Regions from separate parts of the Mus musculus genome. Here region 1 is linked to region 2. The links are chromatin loops, found by intact Hi-C in ENCODE. Cell type or tissue: left cerebral cortex. All regions are shown on one strand. Each heading gives the region's core, and the rest is flanking DNA. Links, peaks and the distances in the headings are about the cores only.

What was found. Peaks named below come from ENCODE experiments on the same cell type or tissue, not always from the same donor. Only the 100,000 strongest peaks of a DNase experiment are listed, where the experiment ranks them.
Region 1: it touches region 2 in a loop (1.9-fold over the local background); 3 of 42 quality-filtered maps call a loop at or near these places.

The regions. Positions count from the first base shown.
Region 1 is chr13:99,069,305-99,077,638 of GRCm38, reverse strand. Gm35493 (a long non-coding RNA gene) reads right to left here and starts at 4,577. Exons shown (of 2, transcript XR_382813.1): 1 at 4,434-4,577; 2 at 3,605-4,315. It overlaps 2310020H05Rik (RIKEN cDNA 2310020H05 gene), which reads left to right. Exons shown (of 6, transcript NR_045495.1): 6 at 839-1,111. In left cerebral cortex, for the core only: a CTCF peak has its summit at 3,854; DNase peaks (open chromatin) are centred at 4,785 and 7,661.
Region 2 is chr13:98,915,246-98,923,579 of GRCm38, reverse strand. The region is part of intron 1 of Tnpo1 (transportin 1); the gene reads left to right. Among named protein-coding and RNA genes, the nearest start is that of Gm52051, 5.0 kb to the left of the region's middle. In left cerebral cortex, for the core only: a CTCF peak has its summit at 7,911; DNase peaks (open chromatin) are centred at 3,068 and 3,504; H3K27ac peaks cover 813 bases.

The DNA of each region.
Region 1 (8,334 bases), core at 151-8,150, 150 kb before region 2:
AAACTTCAAAGAATCCCACAGAGATTTTCAATTATATTTATTATTAGCTCTGCAATCAGCAAGCTGATTATGTAAAGCAAAGGCAGTTAACTTGGATGGCTCAGGGACCAGCATCAGGTTTCAAAGTGACACGTGGCTCTTGCAGAAGATCACAGACATTGGGAAGATAGCCATCCCTCTTTTGTTTTGTTTTGGGTTATTTCGACTCTATCAATGGATTCTCCTGTTCCAGACACTGCTGTCTTTACCCGAAGGTTAAAAAACTTTTTTTTCAAACAAAAATATTTTAGGTGTTTTTATTTTAATAACACTTCAAGAGGTGGCTGAAGAGATGACTCAGAGCAATTAATGCTCCTGCAGAGGTCTCAGTTTGTTTCCCAGCAACCAAATGTCAACTCAGAACCTTCTGTGCCTTCAACTCCAGGGGGTCTGACACTGTCATCTTGCTTTCTCACACTGGGCGTGGTGCTCATACAAGCATGCAGACAAACACTCATATACATAAAATAAAAATCGTTTAAGACAAAATAAAATGTCTCAGAAGGAGATTTGTTCCAAGAAGAGATGTTCCTTATCCCAACAGCTACATCCATCAAGGGTCCTGGGAGTCAAAGCAACCATGACTTTACTCATGACTGAGTGTTATGGGAGTTTTTTGTTGTTATAGTTGTTGTTGCTTTTTAAACCAAGGTGTGCTGTGAGAATGAGGGCATTGAGGACCCACGATGAAAAGCAGCAGTGGGGAGATCAGGCTTAAGACACGCGGGACAAGGGCGGGCTATGCTGGTGCCCTGCCCAGAGCGGGACTCCTCAGCCATTGGCATCTGCTTCTTTGCAGCCCTGAAGCAAACAGAGAAGAGCAGCCAGCCTCCCGCGGAAGCTCTTCACAGTCTCCCAGGGATTTCCAGTCATGGCCAACATCTTTGTTACAGGACGGAATCCAGCAACCACTCGCAACCTTAGCATAAAGCAGTAGCCAAGTCTTACGGGCTAGTTACGAATATCAGATGTGCGGTGACTATCCACGGGCTTAGAGTGAGTTGGGCATATTTAAGTTATGAAAGATGTGTTTATTTCCCCTGGACCCCAAATAAATGTCAGCGACAGCTCCAAGGTCAAGAGTCCTTCTCTCTGAGGTAGCGCCACCAACCATAGTTTTTCTAGACAACTTGAGTCATTCGCCCTTCAGATATGCTGGGTCTTTGTACTAAAGATGGTTTGTGGGGAGCAGTTTCCTCTTGGCCTCTTTATAACGCTGGAACGAGGTTCAGCCCCTCTGATTTAGGTCTCAAAACTGACTGCTGAAATAGAACATTTTAAACACTCTCAGTTAGGAGACAGTAGGAGCCAGGTCTCAGCCTGCAAAAATAGAGGCCAAAACTGAGACAGAAAATGAGGTGGCAGACAGTTCACGGCACTTCACAAAACAGGTGACATAGGCAAAATGTGCGTCACCTTTTTTACAGAGTTGTTACAATGACTTCATTTGCCACAGGTTATCTGCAGGTTGAGTGAAGAGAGCAATGTTTGCTTACAAATAAAGATAGTGAGACTCAGGCCCATGCTTTCCCATCACCAGTGGAGCCCCAGAAGAAGCACACAGACAATAGGATCTCCCTTGCTCTTTGGTCTCCTCTTCACTGATGTTGCCAGTGAGGGGCAAGAGCTGCAATTACCATGAAACCAAGAACAAAGGACAAGGTCAGGTGATGCTTCCTCTAGCTCAAGTAATAATGTCTGACTGAATAGAAAGGTGCTTTAAAAAAAAAAAAGTTCACAGAGAGTTTACCCACAGGCTTCCAGCCTTTGCTTCACAAACAAAAGCCAGTGCCACCACTAGCTTCAAAAGCCAAGGCCCCTTGAGTGGGAGTTCCATCCAATAGGCCAATAGCAACAAAGTTGAACACCAAGGGGAAGGACTTTAGGTCATTGGGCAAGTCTTTGAAGGAAATTGTGAAACCCCTATGTGGTGGCTTGAATGGTAATGGCCCTCATAGACGAATGTGTTTGAATGCTTGACCACAGGGAGTGGCGCTGTTAGAAAGTGTGGCATTGCTAAAGGAAGTGTGTCGTTGTGGGGTCGGGCTTTGAAGTCTCATGCTCAAGCTACACCCAGAGTGGCCACAGTCTCCTTCTGCTGCCTGTGAATCAAATTGTAGAACTCTTTGATCCTTCTCCAGCACCATGTCTTCCTGAATGACAGACACTATGCTTCCCACCATGATAATAACAGACTAAACCACTGAAACTGTAAGCCAGCCCCAATTAAATGTTTTCTTTTATAAGAGATGCCGTGATCCAAAAGGGTATACTGTGTAACACACCGTGACACAGTGCAGATTCCATGGTGAGTCCCTCCCTCCATCCATCCGTCTGTCTGTCTGTCTTCTTTGGTGGTGTGATGGTTTGTATATGCTCAGCCCATGGAGTAGCACTATTAGAAGGAGTATTAGTTGGAGTAGGTGTGTCACTGTAAGTGTGGGCTTTAAGATGCTCATCCTAGCTGCCCGGAAGTCAGTATTTGGCTAGCAGCCTTCAGATGAAGATGTAGAACTCTCAGCTCCTCCTGCACCATGCCTGCCTGGATGCTCCCATGTTCCCACCTTGATGATAATGGAATGAACCTCTGAACCTGTAAGCCAGCCCCAGTTAAGAGTTGCCTTGGTCATGGTGTCTGGTTACAGCAATACAACCCTAACTGAGACAGGTAGGAAGGTTGCATGGGTAAAGGGTGGATATGGAGGGATGGGACATAATGCAAAATTATGATTGGGGTACATAATGCAAAATTTACAAAGAATCAATAAAAATAGTTGCCATGGTCGTGGTGTCTCTTTGAAGGCAATAGAAACACTATTTAAGACCCACAATCTCTTCTTCTTGCTCTTTGCTTCCTGGCCATGAAATGAACAGTTTTGCTCCACTATGCACCCGCCACAGCCTATAATCTATCTTCACCATGATATGCCCTTTTGTCACAGGCTCAAAGCAATGAGCCAGCTAAATATGGACCAAAGCCTTCAAAACTGTGAGCCAAAATCAAGCATTTTTCATGATAAGTCACATATCTCCAAATATTTCATAAAAGTAACTGAAAGCTAAAACAGCAACAACAACAACAAACCAGTCTGCTGCTATGCAGTCCAAAATTTGATAGAAAACTACATAAAGTCTGAATGGAGAGAGCGAAAACATTAACAATGTTTAGTATTAGTGGTTCACTGAGCTCTCTGAATAAGAGATGAACCATGAAAATGTAAAGACACTGCTATTACTAGTTGCAACACCAACTCTGTCTCCTGTGTGTTCCTGGGAAATAGATGCTTCTTGGGAAACATTTCTACGACCTCACTGGTCTTAAAATTGAATAGAGAACTTGAGGGCACGTTTCTTACAGAAATACACACCATACATTGTTTTTATATGGTTTTGATTTCAGTTGTTTTAGCTTCCAAAGTTGAGCACACACTTGCGAGCAGAGCCAGTGTAGGGGCTGTTCAGTGTTGTACTTGACTGTGGCCTGAAAGCTTTGCTGGGGAATGGAGCCTAATTCACCGCTAACGTGGATCCAGCAGCTTCCTTGCAGTGAACGGGAAAATAGTTCTTTTTTTTTCTTTAAGTTACATACAAAAGCTGTTGCAGTTTTGCCCCACATGGAGACCACCCCTTGAATCCAAATGTTTGATGTGAAATGCATTCTCGTCCCCGTGCCTTTCTCCAAAGCCGTGGAATTCCCCATTCTCTCCAAGTTCAAATTAGCTCTGCCTCATGAGGGTCTCCAGCTCCATTTTCTCCCTCCAAGAGGAAAAGTGAAAAATTCTGAAGGATTGTAAAGTACTTAAGGAAAAAGAGTCTCCTGGCCTCCTAGTGGAAGCAGAAACGCCAAGCCAACTCCAGTGTGCTGATACATGCTATACTCCCCAAATTAGACTTTGTGGGATATTTACTGCATGCAGAGCCACAGATTGCAGCCTAGAAAGAATATACAGAGGTATAACAGCAGAGCCACCCCTGAAAGAATTCAGCTGCTCTGAGAAACGATATGTGGCTAGTCATGCTGTATTGGACCTAAGAGCAATAAGACCTTGCACTAATCTCAGAGGGTCTGCTCACTAAGAACTGGTACCCTAAAGTTATTCTTCCCTTCAACAGAAATAAGAATATGGGAGCTACAAGCCTCTTCTCCATCACTATTTGTTCCTGAGGCAGTAGTTCATTCCCTGCCAGCAGGACTCTCTGGTCTCCTCCAGGGCATCAGACAGAGGGTGGCCATCCTTCAAACATCTCTCACGCTATGTTTTACAAGCTGATATTCCTAAGGGAAGATAAAAAAAATTAATAAGCTTTTCTAAGTGCAAATGGAAATGGGAAGACATGGGGACACAATGGGACACCTGCTGGTAAGTGAGTCTTGCTGGGAGGAGTCTTTTGACCTGGTTAACATCCAATTTCAGTAGCCGGAGAGCGTCCCCGAGCCTCATGTCAGGTTTATCCCTCACACGATCTTCTTAATGAAGAAAAGCAAGCTGGAAACGCCACAGTGCTGTGTGGATCACCATCCCCTGGAGAGCTGTGTAGGAAAGCTATAATGAAGTGAGTACATAATTCAATGTTAATGTATAAAACACATGACGCTTTGTAAAAATAAAATAAAATTCACGTTCTCAAGGGCTTTTGAATTCACTGGGCAATACCTACAGCAAGTTTGATCAAGTTACAGATTTCTATCCCAGAGCTCTGCCAATTCGTCACGACTTGTACCCAACATCCTCCTGGCCATCAGAAGTGATACGGCTGCTGAAGTCTAGTGTCCTAGTTTGCATTCTGTGGCTGTGATGAGTAACAGGACAAAAGCAGCAACTGGGGAAGGAAAGGATTTGTTTAGTGTACACTTTGTTTAGAGGGACACATCACAGTCCCTCACTGAGGGAAGTCAAGACAGGGACCATGAGGTAGGAATTGAAGGAGGGGCTAAGGAGGACCACTGCTTACTGACAGGCTTGCTCCCCATTGTTTGTTCCTGTTTGTTTTCTCTCTCTCTCTCTCTCTCTCTCTCTCTCTCTCTCTCTCTCTCTCTCTCTTTAACCTCCCAGAACCACCCGCGGAGGGGTGGTACCACCAGCAGTGGGCAAGGCCCTCAGACTTCAATCATTAATCAAGAAAACATCTCCCATAGGCTTGCCTATAAGACAACCTGGTGGAGGCAGTGTCTCAGGTGAAGTTTTCTCTTCCCAGATGACTCTAAGCTGAAAGAAAACTTACAGCACATTCAACGTGGCTTTCGCTAGATTTTTCCCCTGCTTGCGAACCTGCACTTAAAAATACAGAGACCCAACACCTTTGTCGGACAGCAGGATCCAGCTGTAACGTCCTTTGCACGACAGCAGTCTTGGCATCTGTGTGTCACCCCCAACACAGATCATGTGGCTGTCTGTGACCATTAGTTCCTGATACACGCTATTCATTATGAGACAGATGGGAGCACTTGGGGAGGAGGCTGAAATACTTTGGTATGTGGTGGGATTTCCTCTTAATTTGCAGCACCACATCCTTTTCTCTGCATTCTGTGGCTGCCAGCTCACTTACCCTTTGCATGACTTTGTCCTGGAAGGCAATTTTGAAAATGATATGTCCACATGGATCAGTATTGGCAAACAGCCACCCTTGGTCCTCCATATTCAGATCTTTCCCCAAAGTCCTTGCCAAGAAACTTGCTGTTAGCAATTAAAGACGATCAGTGGGGATTTTAAAGAGCCTGCTATCTCAGGATTGGGAGAAAGGAAGACATATTGCAGGCCAGGCTCTTGGGTAGCTGCTGCTGGGATGGAGAGTGGAACAACACATTGAGTATGCAGAGGAAAGAGCAGCAGAATTAGCCACAAGAATATGCCAAACTATAATCAGGCCCCAGTCAATGTCCCACTGGGGCTCCAGAACTGACTGGCCTTGCAGAGTCATCCCGGGTGGAGTGAGGGGCCAGGCGCTGGCTGCCGGTAGTATCCAACGGTGACCTCAGTTCAGCAGCTGTCTTCAGTATAAGCTGTGAGACGTTGACAATTAACACCCCCAGCAGTTGTGCAGTGAAGAATGCTGAGTCCTCAGGGCGGTGGGGTGGGGGTGGGGAAGCAATGGTGAGCAGCAGTGACTGCTGGGATCTGATCACATATGCTACCCTTGGTCAAGGCATCCTCCCTCAGTGTAGTCACACATCTAACCATTTAGTTATTTATTTACTTACTTACTTACTTACTAACCTATTTATTTACTTATGTGCTTTAGAGACAGGGTTTCTCTGTATGGCCCTGGCTGTCCTAGAACTCACTCTGTAGACCAGGCTGGCCTCGAACTCAGAAATCCGCCTGCCTCTGCCTCCCAAGTGTTGGGATTAAAGGTGTGCGTTACCACTGCCTGGATAAGTCCAATCTTTTTGCTCTGCTACTTAGCCAAGAAGATGACCAAGTGACTGTTGGATCAGAATATACCCTCCCTCTCTTAACAATGTGAGAATGGTGGGTGAGTTTTTGCATTCAAAACATAACTGGATTTACTAACTGCTGCTGTATCAAGGCCATTCTGAGCCACACTATGGTATAAGGCCAGTGCACACTCGCGCACACAACACCTCTCATAGAAGTCTACCCCAGGAACTTCCACCAGGGCCAAGCCTACCCTTCTGGAGAAATGGCTTACAGTCTAAATGTTGGGAAGTTACCACACTTAACTGATCATAATGGTCAGACTAGTGCTTGAAAAATTCATTATTTCTTTTTTTTTTAAACTATTGAAAAATCACACCTACTGAGAAGTAAAAGCATAGTGGGTCATTTCTCTGGTTTCTAGAACTGGGATGATTCAGTCTGGCTTTCTCCTCTGCAAAATCCGTGGCCCCCAAGTAAATACTTTACTTTCTCTGGGGGCCCCGGGTTTTTCAACCTGTGGCATGTCTGGGGAAGGTGAGTCTTGCACACTGGAATGAGTCCTGTCACAGAAGCTAGAGCTGGAAGTGACACATATGGCACAGCAGTCATGGTCTCCAACGGCTTTATGATCACGTGACATCCTACAGATGCCAAAGGCCTTGCCAGCAATAGCCCAGATGGACAAAGACAGGACGTGGACCAGCACCATCCAGCCATCTTGTTCCTCAGCCAATGAGCCCACACCTTATTCTCATCCTGCCCACTTTCTCACAATGCTACACAGAATTACACATGCTGCTTGGTCCCATAGAGCCTTTGAGAAAGCACATAACGCTGGCCAGTGATTTCAGCCTATGCACTGGAGGCAAAGCACTCTTCAGATCTGAAGGACTACTGTTAAAAATGCGTTACCTAAGTCATTATGCCAGAACTCCACCTTGGGATCCCAGAGAGATGAGAGAAGTAGCTTGTTGTGTGTTGCTAACGCAATGTCTGAGCATGCCCATCCATCCGGGTATGCGGCTGTCACAGAGGAGGCAAAGGAGAGGCAGAGCCTTTAAAAAAGCAAATTACTATGCCATGTATTTTATATTATATTTTCCTGCCCTGCTTCTTTAATCAGTCTAAATTGAGAGCTCTTGTAATTCCCTAGAATCAGCGCATAAGCTCTCAGCATGCTCAAGGGCTGCCGGGCGTGCAGTTTCTCTATCCTTCCGTAGGTATTCATTTCCAAAACTTCATTACCGACCCACACGTGAGTCATTCCCTCCCATGCAATCCACTTAAAACGCCCACCAGGAGAGAAAGCACAGAAAATGCTGAGCCTCCTCATTTGATATGTTATGGACTTTTCAAAATGACAGGGGAGAGGAGGGACCAACAGGGTCCCCCGTATGAAGCCCACAGAAGACGCGGACACATCTGATCCTTACCCATCTCCTGTCTCAGGAGGTGCCCTGAGACTCCGCTGTATGCTTCATGAGGGGGAAGGACAGTTGCTGAGGGAGAGTAGAGATGGGAGAAGTTGCTTCTCAGGAGGCTAGAAATCAGAACTGGAGACTCAAGAAGCATCCCATGGGCCATGTGTAAGCATCTCTGGTAGGTACAGCAGACCTGGGCCCGGAGAGGTCACACAAGTGTGCAAGTGCATTTCCTGTCTAAGCCTGACGTCCTAGTTAGTTTTGTTGTCAGCTTGACACATCTGAAAACTCCGATGAAAAAAATTGCCTCCATCACATTGGCCTGTAGGTGTGTCTATTAGTGTTTTCTTAATTGCTAGTTGATGTAGGATGGCCCAGGCCCCTGCTGCAGATGGGCATGAGCTATATAAGAGAGGTAACTGAGCAAGCCAGGGGGAGGGAGCAAGGCAATAACCAGCCTTCTTCCATGGTTACTGCTTCCAGTGTCTGCCTTG
Region 2 (8,334 bases), core at 103-8,102:
CTCTCAGAACCAGGCCCACATGGAGTCGATGCTCCACAAATCACTAATGTTCTCGTCATCATCGTTTTCAGTGTTTTTTATAACTATGAGAAATAAACTTAAAATTGCCAATTTCAGGATGGTACAGTAATTTATCTAAGCCCTTCAGTGTATTTTCTACAAATGTGTATATTTACACAGTTGAGATTTTATTGCATAAGTAATTTTCTGCTTGCATTTTCTTAAGCTAATAAGTGATATTGTTTGTTTTTTTATGAATGTGTAATGTTTGTGTGAATTTCTCTTAAAGAGTTTTTAATTGTTTTTTGTAGTTACATAATCACTACACCGAACATCTTTGTGCATGAGACAATTAGCTGCACTTTAGATGTTTCTTTGAGATGCTGGGTATCATTCACGTTTCTGAATTCATATTGTCTGGTTACTTTTGCTTAAGGCAAGTGTGATGGTTTGTGTATGCTCGGACCAGGGAGTGGCACTAGTAGAAGGTGTGCTCCTGTTGGAGTAGGTATGGCCTATTGGAGTAGGTGTGTCACCGTGGGCTTGAGCTTTGTCCTAGCTTCCTGGAAGTCAGTATCACAGAGGTGAAATCTTCTGGGCAGTGTTTTCTGTGAGCACAAAGCAGCTGTGTTCTGGATATAGCCAAGGTTATACCTCCTGCTGCTGCTGTACTTGAAGGGTCACTCAGGTGGTACTGGTTTGAAGACATGAAGAAGTCATGAAGAACAGCTGAGGCTTGGCATTGTGAGAAGCCATGGAAGGCCATTGGTGAAGGTGCAGCCTCGGTTGCAGTTAATGGCACAGGACTGAAGGATTTGAGACTTGGCACCATGAAGAGAGCCTATGAGAGGCGATTGGTAAAGCCGAGTTGCAGCAGAAGGCCTCAGAATATTGGGGATGTTCTTGGCTGATCACCAAGAACAGCTATGGCAGTGGAGTGGATCAACCTGAGCTTAGGGTGCTACAGAGGGCAGAGCTGGAGAAGTGATGCCAGCCCTTTCGAGGAACCCAGAAGATCATGTGTGGATCTCAGATATTGAAACAAGAATCTGTGAAGTTGAAGTTGACTTGGAGACCCCAAGATACTAAAGATGCCAGAGCCATGAAAGCTGCTAACAGGAGTGGAACCAGCCCAGGAGAAAGCAGTTTCAACACAGATGAAAAAGGAGTTGGAGATCTGAAGACTGCTTTGACATCAGCCTTGGAGATGCAGAGTTTGGAATTGGCTCAGCTGGTTTTCTGCCTTGCTTTGGGGATTACAGTTCAGTGATTGGATGAATCTCAGAAGAGACTTTGAAGTTTGAAATTTTAACATTGTTGAGACCACTACAGACTGGGGACTTTTGAAGTTGGACTAAATGTACTTTTATGCTATGGCTAGATATGGCCCCCATAGACTCATGTGTTTGAATAAGTCTATGGGAGCCAGGGAGTGGAATGTGATGGTTTGTATATGCTTGGCCCAGGGAGTGGCACTATTAGAGGGTGTGTCCCTGTTGGAATAGTTGTGGCCTATTGGAGTAGGTGAGTCACTGTGGGCATGGGCTTAAGACCCTCATCCTAGCTGCCTGGAAGTCAGTATTTTGTTAGCAGCCTTCAGATGAAGATACAGAACTCTGAGCTCCTCCTATACCATGTCTGCCTGGATGCTGCCTCGTTCCTGCCTTGATAATACTGAACTAAACCTCAGAACCTGTAATCCAGCCCCAATTAAATGTTTATCCTTATAAGACTTGTCTTGGTCATGGTGCCTGTTTACAGCAGTAAAACCCTAACTAAGACAGCAGGTTTATTTTTCATGGTGGTGGTTTGAGACAGGGCCCCTCTCTGTAGCCCTGGCTGTACAGGAACACTTTCAGAAGACCAGACTAGCTTCCATCTCACCGAGGTCTGCCTCTGCCTTCTGAGTGCTTGGATTAATGTTGTGGACCGCTCTGCTCTGCTCTTGGTGGTGGTTTGATCTTTATTGCTGTTACTGTCTGTGTGAGTAGTGTTAGAGATTGAGCTCATGACCTCATGCAGGCTACATGTTGAGGATGGACTAAGTTATGCGCGCTGACCTTGAACTCACTCTAGTCCAGGCAACCCTTACACTCTTCATCCTCTTGCTTTAGCTTGTGCTTACAAGCCTCTACCGTTAGGGCTGCTGTTGTTTGTTTGAAGACAGCCTCTGTTGCTCAGGGTTAGCCTCAGATCGTCCCCTTCTGCCGCCATCGTCCCTGTGCAAAGGTAATAGATGTTCACTACTATGCTAGGCTTGCTTGAGGGAATTTGGTAATGTTTATGAAATAAATAGAAGCAGCATAATGCTAATGCACCACTGTTGGGCGACAAAGGAGAAGGAGGGGGACTGAATTAGTGCTCCTTTCCATTGTAGTCAGGAGGTACCTGTAGTCATCTGTCTGCTACATATCATTTCTTATACCGAATTCTCATCATCATAGTTCTGTGTTACACATGGAAATTATTTTTCTCTGATTGATGGGAAAAGGTGGAGATGCATTTTGCACAAGGGCTAGATATGCAAGCCTGACTCTGAATCTAGGTCTGTCTGTCTGTCTAAAAGATACTACTTGTACATTTCTGTGTAGTACATACTCCAAGTAATGAATGGTTAAGTTACAAAATTAAACCAGACAGACCTTAACTTTCCACATTTTAGAAAATGGAAAAAAAAAATCTTTACCAGGAGGAAATCTAATTGTATACATAGAGATATATAATATATATAGAGAGACATCTGGATTCTGAAATGGTTGCAGCAACAATATGTGGGCTCAGCATTCTTAGTAATGCTCTCCAACAAATGGCAAAGAGAAAAACCAAAGAAGTCACAAATTTGATTAAATTTAGTGACTAAGAGAAGTTTAAAGGCCCATTAAGTAATTGAATTGAAAACTATACTCGATGAAGCCCATTCCTGGTGAAATAAATGAAAGTCTTAATGGAAAATAAGCCAAGAAGACTAGAGCTGTTTAACATAAGAAGGATAGAAGATTTCATGCTGAAAACAGAAGGAAAACAGAAGGAAGGCAAACCCCACATACATGCACGTGGGTTGCATTTTACAGCTGACTGAAACAGTGATGAGATAGTACATTGCACTCCTCCTTCACGCCCACCAGAAGTGCTTGTCCCAGAAAGGACACAGGTCCTTCCTATCACTTTTGTCTTTCCTAACAAAAGAAATTATAGGAGAGAAATAATTGAATGTTCCAAACTGTTGTATTTCTGTAAGCAAATGCTTAACAATAATGACAATCACATCATTAAAAAGTGAACATCGAGTTACAGAGTCAACTTTCATTTGTTTCCATTAGGGATTAACATTTTTGAAAACTAACTGAGCTGAGGAGGTGGCTCCATGGGTCAGGTGCTTGCCATGAAAGCGAGCGAGCTTAGGTCCCAGAACACGTGAAGCCCTGGAATCAGCTTCTCCTACAGCGATGCGAGGGAGAGGCAGGCGACTCCCTGGAAGCTCGCAGGCCAGTTACCCAGGCACACTCAGCAGTGAAGCTCTCTCTGGACAGACACACATATACACCAGTATTTAACAAGAGAAGGAAATATTTAGTAAACACGGTTTTCTGAAGTCAGCAAGTTAAAGCAGTAAACTCTTAGAAGTCGGCTCCCTCAGCTGCAGAGAGCACAAGCTCGGGTCGCCTTGGCTGGCTGGTGCAGTAGCTGTGGAGAGAGATGTGAGCAGAGGATGCCACAAGCACTGTCAGAGGCCGACAGGTTTGCTGTAGCCCAGGGAGGCCTAGGAGAGGTCCATGAAGAGTAGAGTGCAGCTGGCGCGTTGGGAGCTGGAAGCCCATTCCTCTGTGTGTGCAGGAGGTAAGCACCTACTGTGTTCTTGGTCCACTGAGCATACGTGGCAGATTATAGATATTTTCTACTCTCTGGTCCATACTAGCCTTGCCATTGTAGTGCAAAGCAGTTTCAGACAGCAACGACACTAACTGGTGTGGTCAGATTTGCCTCAAGTGTTTTAATTCACATTATACTAGAATAAACTATTGAAATTTTGAAATGAAACATGTTCATTACGTGTATAAATCATCAAGAACAAAATGGGTTTTTCAGATTATGAAATACATAAAAAGGAAAACCGCTCAATTACTTACTTTATTCTTGTTCTTATTGCCACAGGCTCTCTGTATAATCCTGGCTGGCCTAGGACTTACTACATAGATCCTGCTGGCCTGGAACTCACAGAGAGATCCTCTTGCTTCTGCCTCCCAAGTGCTGAAATTAAATATACCACATGTGGGTATATGCCACCACACCCAACCTAGGTATTTTAAAGTAAAACCATTTTACCATAGTAGCTTCCATTTCTTAACAAGATGGATGAGTCAGGTGTCAGGATGTCTTTGTCAGTAACTGCAGAGGCTCCTGGTTCCTCGTCAGCCTTCATCTGCATTTCATTTATCAGATTTGTAACATGTCTGTTCATAGTCGAATTTCCCACCCACCTCCCCATCTTAACCCTTCTTAACCTTTATTTTGTGTCCTCTGGGGTTTACTGTCTACCTACCAAAAAGAACTTTCAGCATATTTTTGTGTTTTTCTTTAAGGGTTATTTATTTTATTTTTATGTGTGAGTGTTATGCTTACATGTATGAATATGCATTGTACATATTTGGTGCCTGCGGAAGTCAGAAGACATCCAGTCCACTTGATCTGGAGTTAGGGATTGTTGTGAGTGTGACCCTGTGGGTGTTGAACCTGGGTCCTCAGCAAGTGCTCTTGACCACTGAGCCAGCTCCACCACCCCTTTCAACATATTCTTTCTTCTTTTAAAAATATTTCTTAGATTTATTTATTTTATGTGTATGAGTGCTTGGCCTGTATGCAGATATGTGCACCATATGCCAGCCTGTGCCAGGGAAGGTCAGAAAGGGTTTCGGATCCCTTGGGACTAGAATAACAGAAGGTTGTGAGGTGTCATGTGCACGCCGGGAATGGAACCTGGGTCTTGAGCAAGAACAATGCTATGACAGCTCTCTAGCCCCTGAACACATGCCCTTCTTTCTCCATCGCCATCTCCTATCCATCTACTTTCTCCTGATTATGTAGGCATTCCCTCTGTTTCTCAGGCTGGTCTCAAACTCATAGTCCTACTTCTGCCTCCCCATGTGCCACTGTGCCTGGGCTTCCTTTCTTATCTTGCTGGGAACCTGGCACAGTTGTACCTCAGTTAGTTGGTTGATTTTGCATAATTTTTCATATTTCCTAGAAGTGAGAACAACAACTTGAAGTCTCTTTCCTGCTTTTAGACTATTCTCTCCCCAAAGCCCCAGCCTTAGGTTATGTCATGAATGCCTACATACCTTTTTGTTTCTAGTACCACCTGCTCTTTGTATATTGAAGTCACCAGGAGTGTAATGGGTTGTTTTATACCCTAGCATGCATAATACCTAGTGAGATCAGGCAGTAGTTTGCACTTCTGTAGTTACTCTTGCATGGTGTTCCACCCTGTGACCTCTACTCCTGCCTTTGTGGTTTACGCCCAGTCCCTCACACCAGCTTCTGGATCGTGGAGCACCCCACACCCATCCCTGTCTCCTGGCCACTTGCTGTCTTGTTTTCACTCTGTTTTACATGGCCTTCACTCAGCTTAAATTCCACAGTTAGTCATGGAATTTTGGATCTCCTTCCTTGTTTTCTTTCTTTTTTTTTTTTTTTTTGCTTATTTTTGTTGTTTGGCAGAACCAGGGGCCCAGTTAAGACCAGTTCTGTGCTTTGTTTTGCACTTGCTTCTGTGAGCCTGTATGTGGACAAACTGTACAACTGTAGAACCTCACTTGACCATAAATCTCATGGCCTGCATGATGCCTGGTGTTCCTGGATTTCCTTTCTACTACTAAGTGAAATAACTTTAAAAGATCTAAATAACTTTAAAAGTCCCACAGTCTTTACATATTCTTAAATTTTCAATCTCTTTAAAATATCCATCTCTTTTAAAATCCAAAGTCTTTTTACAATTAAAAGTCTCTTAACCGTGGGCTCCACTAAAACAGTTTCTTCCTTCAAGAGGGAAAATATCAGGGCACAGTTACAATCAAAAGCAAAAGTCAATCTCCAACCGTCCAATGTCTGGGATCCAACTTACGATCTTCTGGGCTCCTCCAAGGGCTTGGGTCACTTTTCCAGCCATGCCCTTTGTAGCACACACATCATCCTTTAGGCTCCAGATGCCTGTACTCCACTGCTGCTGCTGCTCTTGGTGGTCATCTCATGGTACTGGCATCTCCAAAACGCTGCATGACCCCTTCAGTCCTGGGCCATCAACTACAGCTGAGGCTATACCTTCTCCAATGGCCTTCCATGACCTCTCACAGTGCCAAGCCTCAGATGTTCTTCATGACACCTTCATGCCTTCAAAACCAGTACCACCTGGGTGACCCTTACACATTACCAAGTCCAGCCACAGCACAAGGTACAACTTTGGCTATATCTGGAATGCAGCCACTGTGCTCTCAGAAAACACTTCCCAAAAGATGTCACCTCAATGATGCTGGTCTCTTCCTTTTTTTTTTTTTTTTTTCTTTTGTGGTTTTTCAAGACAGGGTTTCTCTGTATAGCCCTGGCTGTCCTGGAACTCACTTTGTAGACCAGGCTGGCCTCGAACTCAGAAATCCGCCTGCCTCTGCCTCCCGCGTGCTGGGATTAAAGGCGTGCGCCATCACGCCTGGTTGCTGGTCTCTTCTTAATCACCGCTAATTTCTTAGCTCCAGCTAACCAGCATCAATAGTCCCAGTAATGCAAAGTTTCATGGCTTCTCTTTTTACAAATTCATGTCTCTTCTCCCATCCTCACTTCAAGCCCATGACTTAGCTTTCTACTTTGCTAAGCAAACTGAAGTGATGTGAAGAAAGTGTCCACACTCCTGCCACCCCCAGGAACTTACAAGCATCTGTGTTAGTATGTGCTGTCTCCTGCCTGTGATCTTAGCGTCCTGTTGTCTGCTTTTGTACTAGATCCATCTTCTCTCATCTGCTTAAAACAAAGTAGACCTGGATGCCAGGCTCTCAGTCTCTCCCTACCTGTCCACCATTTTGGTTACCCGCCCCTTTTGTACGTTTGCCTCTTGGCTGCTGCACCTGGTTCTTCTCAAATGACTCAAGGTTATGAGTGTTCTGGGCTGTCCCAGTGTACTCTCCTTCCTGTCTACAACAAACTTTGTCCTCCACCATGCCTAGGAGCAGTCCTGGCCTTCCCTTGTCATTTTTTCACTCATGAATGCTCTTTTTTGTTGTTGTTGGTTGGTTGGTTTGTTTTGGAGACAGTTTCAATGTGTAGTCCCCTGGCTAGCCTGGAACTCACTGTAGAACAGGCTGACCCTAAACTCACAGAGATCTGCCTGCCTCTGCTCCCAAGTGCAGGGACTAAAAGTATGTACCACTAAATGTCTGGCTTATTTTCATTATGAAACCATTTCTCTAAGCAGACAGACATGCTACTATAGTCATCTCAATGTTTGTGAAGCATTGTTTCTAGGACACCCCACTTCCCCTCACAAGGGTAACAAGATTTACAGATGTACAAATCCCTTTTATAATGTGGCAAAGTATTTGTATAGAACGTATATGCACTCTCATATTCTCATAATTATTTTTAGATGATTTATAATACTGAATGTAAATTCTACGTTAATGGCTGATATCCTTACTGTATTGCTTAGGAAATAAAAAGTCTGAGTCATGTTTACTAGACACAGGTTTTATTTGCCCTCCTTTTCAGTCTGCCCTTGGTTGAATCAACAGCTGGAGAACTGTTGTTCAAGGGGGAATGACTGTACTTCTCTCGCCCTAAGAATCGGCCCACTTCAGCAGAATTGTCAACACTTGCTATTACCAACTTGCTCCTCCAGGATTCTCTTAATCTTTCTGCAGTCAGTCAGGTCTTTGCCTCCACCAGATTAGCCAATGCCTCCTCAGGTACACCTGTGGTGATTTTCCTAGTTCTCAAATTGTATTGGCAGCATCTGTCCCAGCCATTTCCTCCCCTTCATCTTGACAAACTTGCTTCTTTGCTTTCCAGGTTACCACACTCATTATTCATCCCCCCAGTGTGGGCTCCTTGTAACTGCTTTGCCGGTAGTTTTGTCTTTTCACTGACATCTTAATACTGCAAAGCTCTTGGGCTCTGTCCTGCCGGCCACACTTCCTCCATCTCCTCTTTTCAGTCTTATGGTTTGAAATGTCTTCTAAATGTCAGCAATGCCTGAATATGTATCTTTGGCCTCTAATCCAGCCTTATTTATGTAACTGCCTGTTCATTATCTCTACCTTAGTGTCTAATGGCAGCTGTTAAACTCAAGTGTTC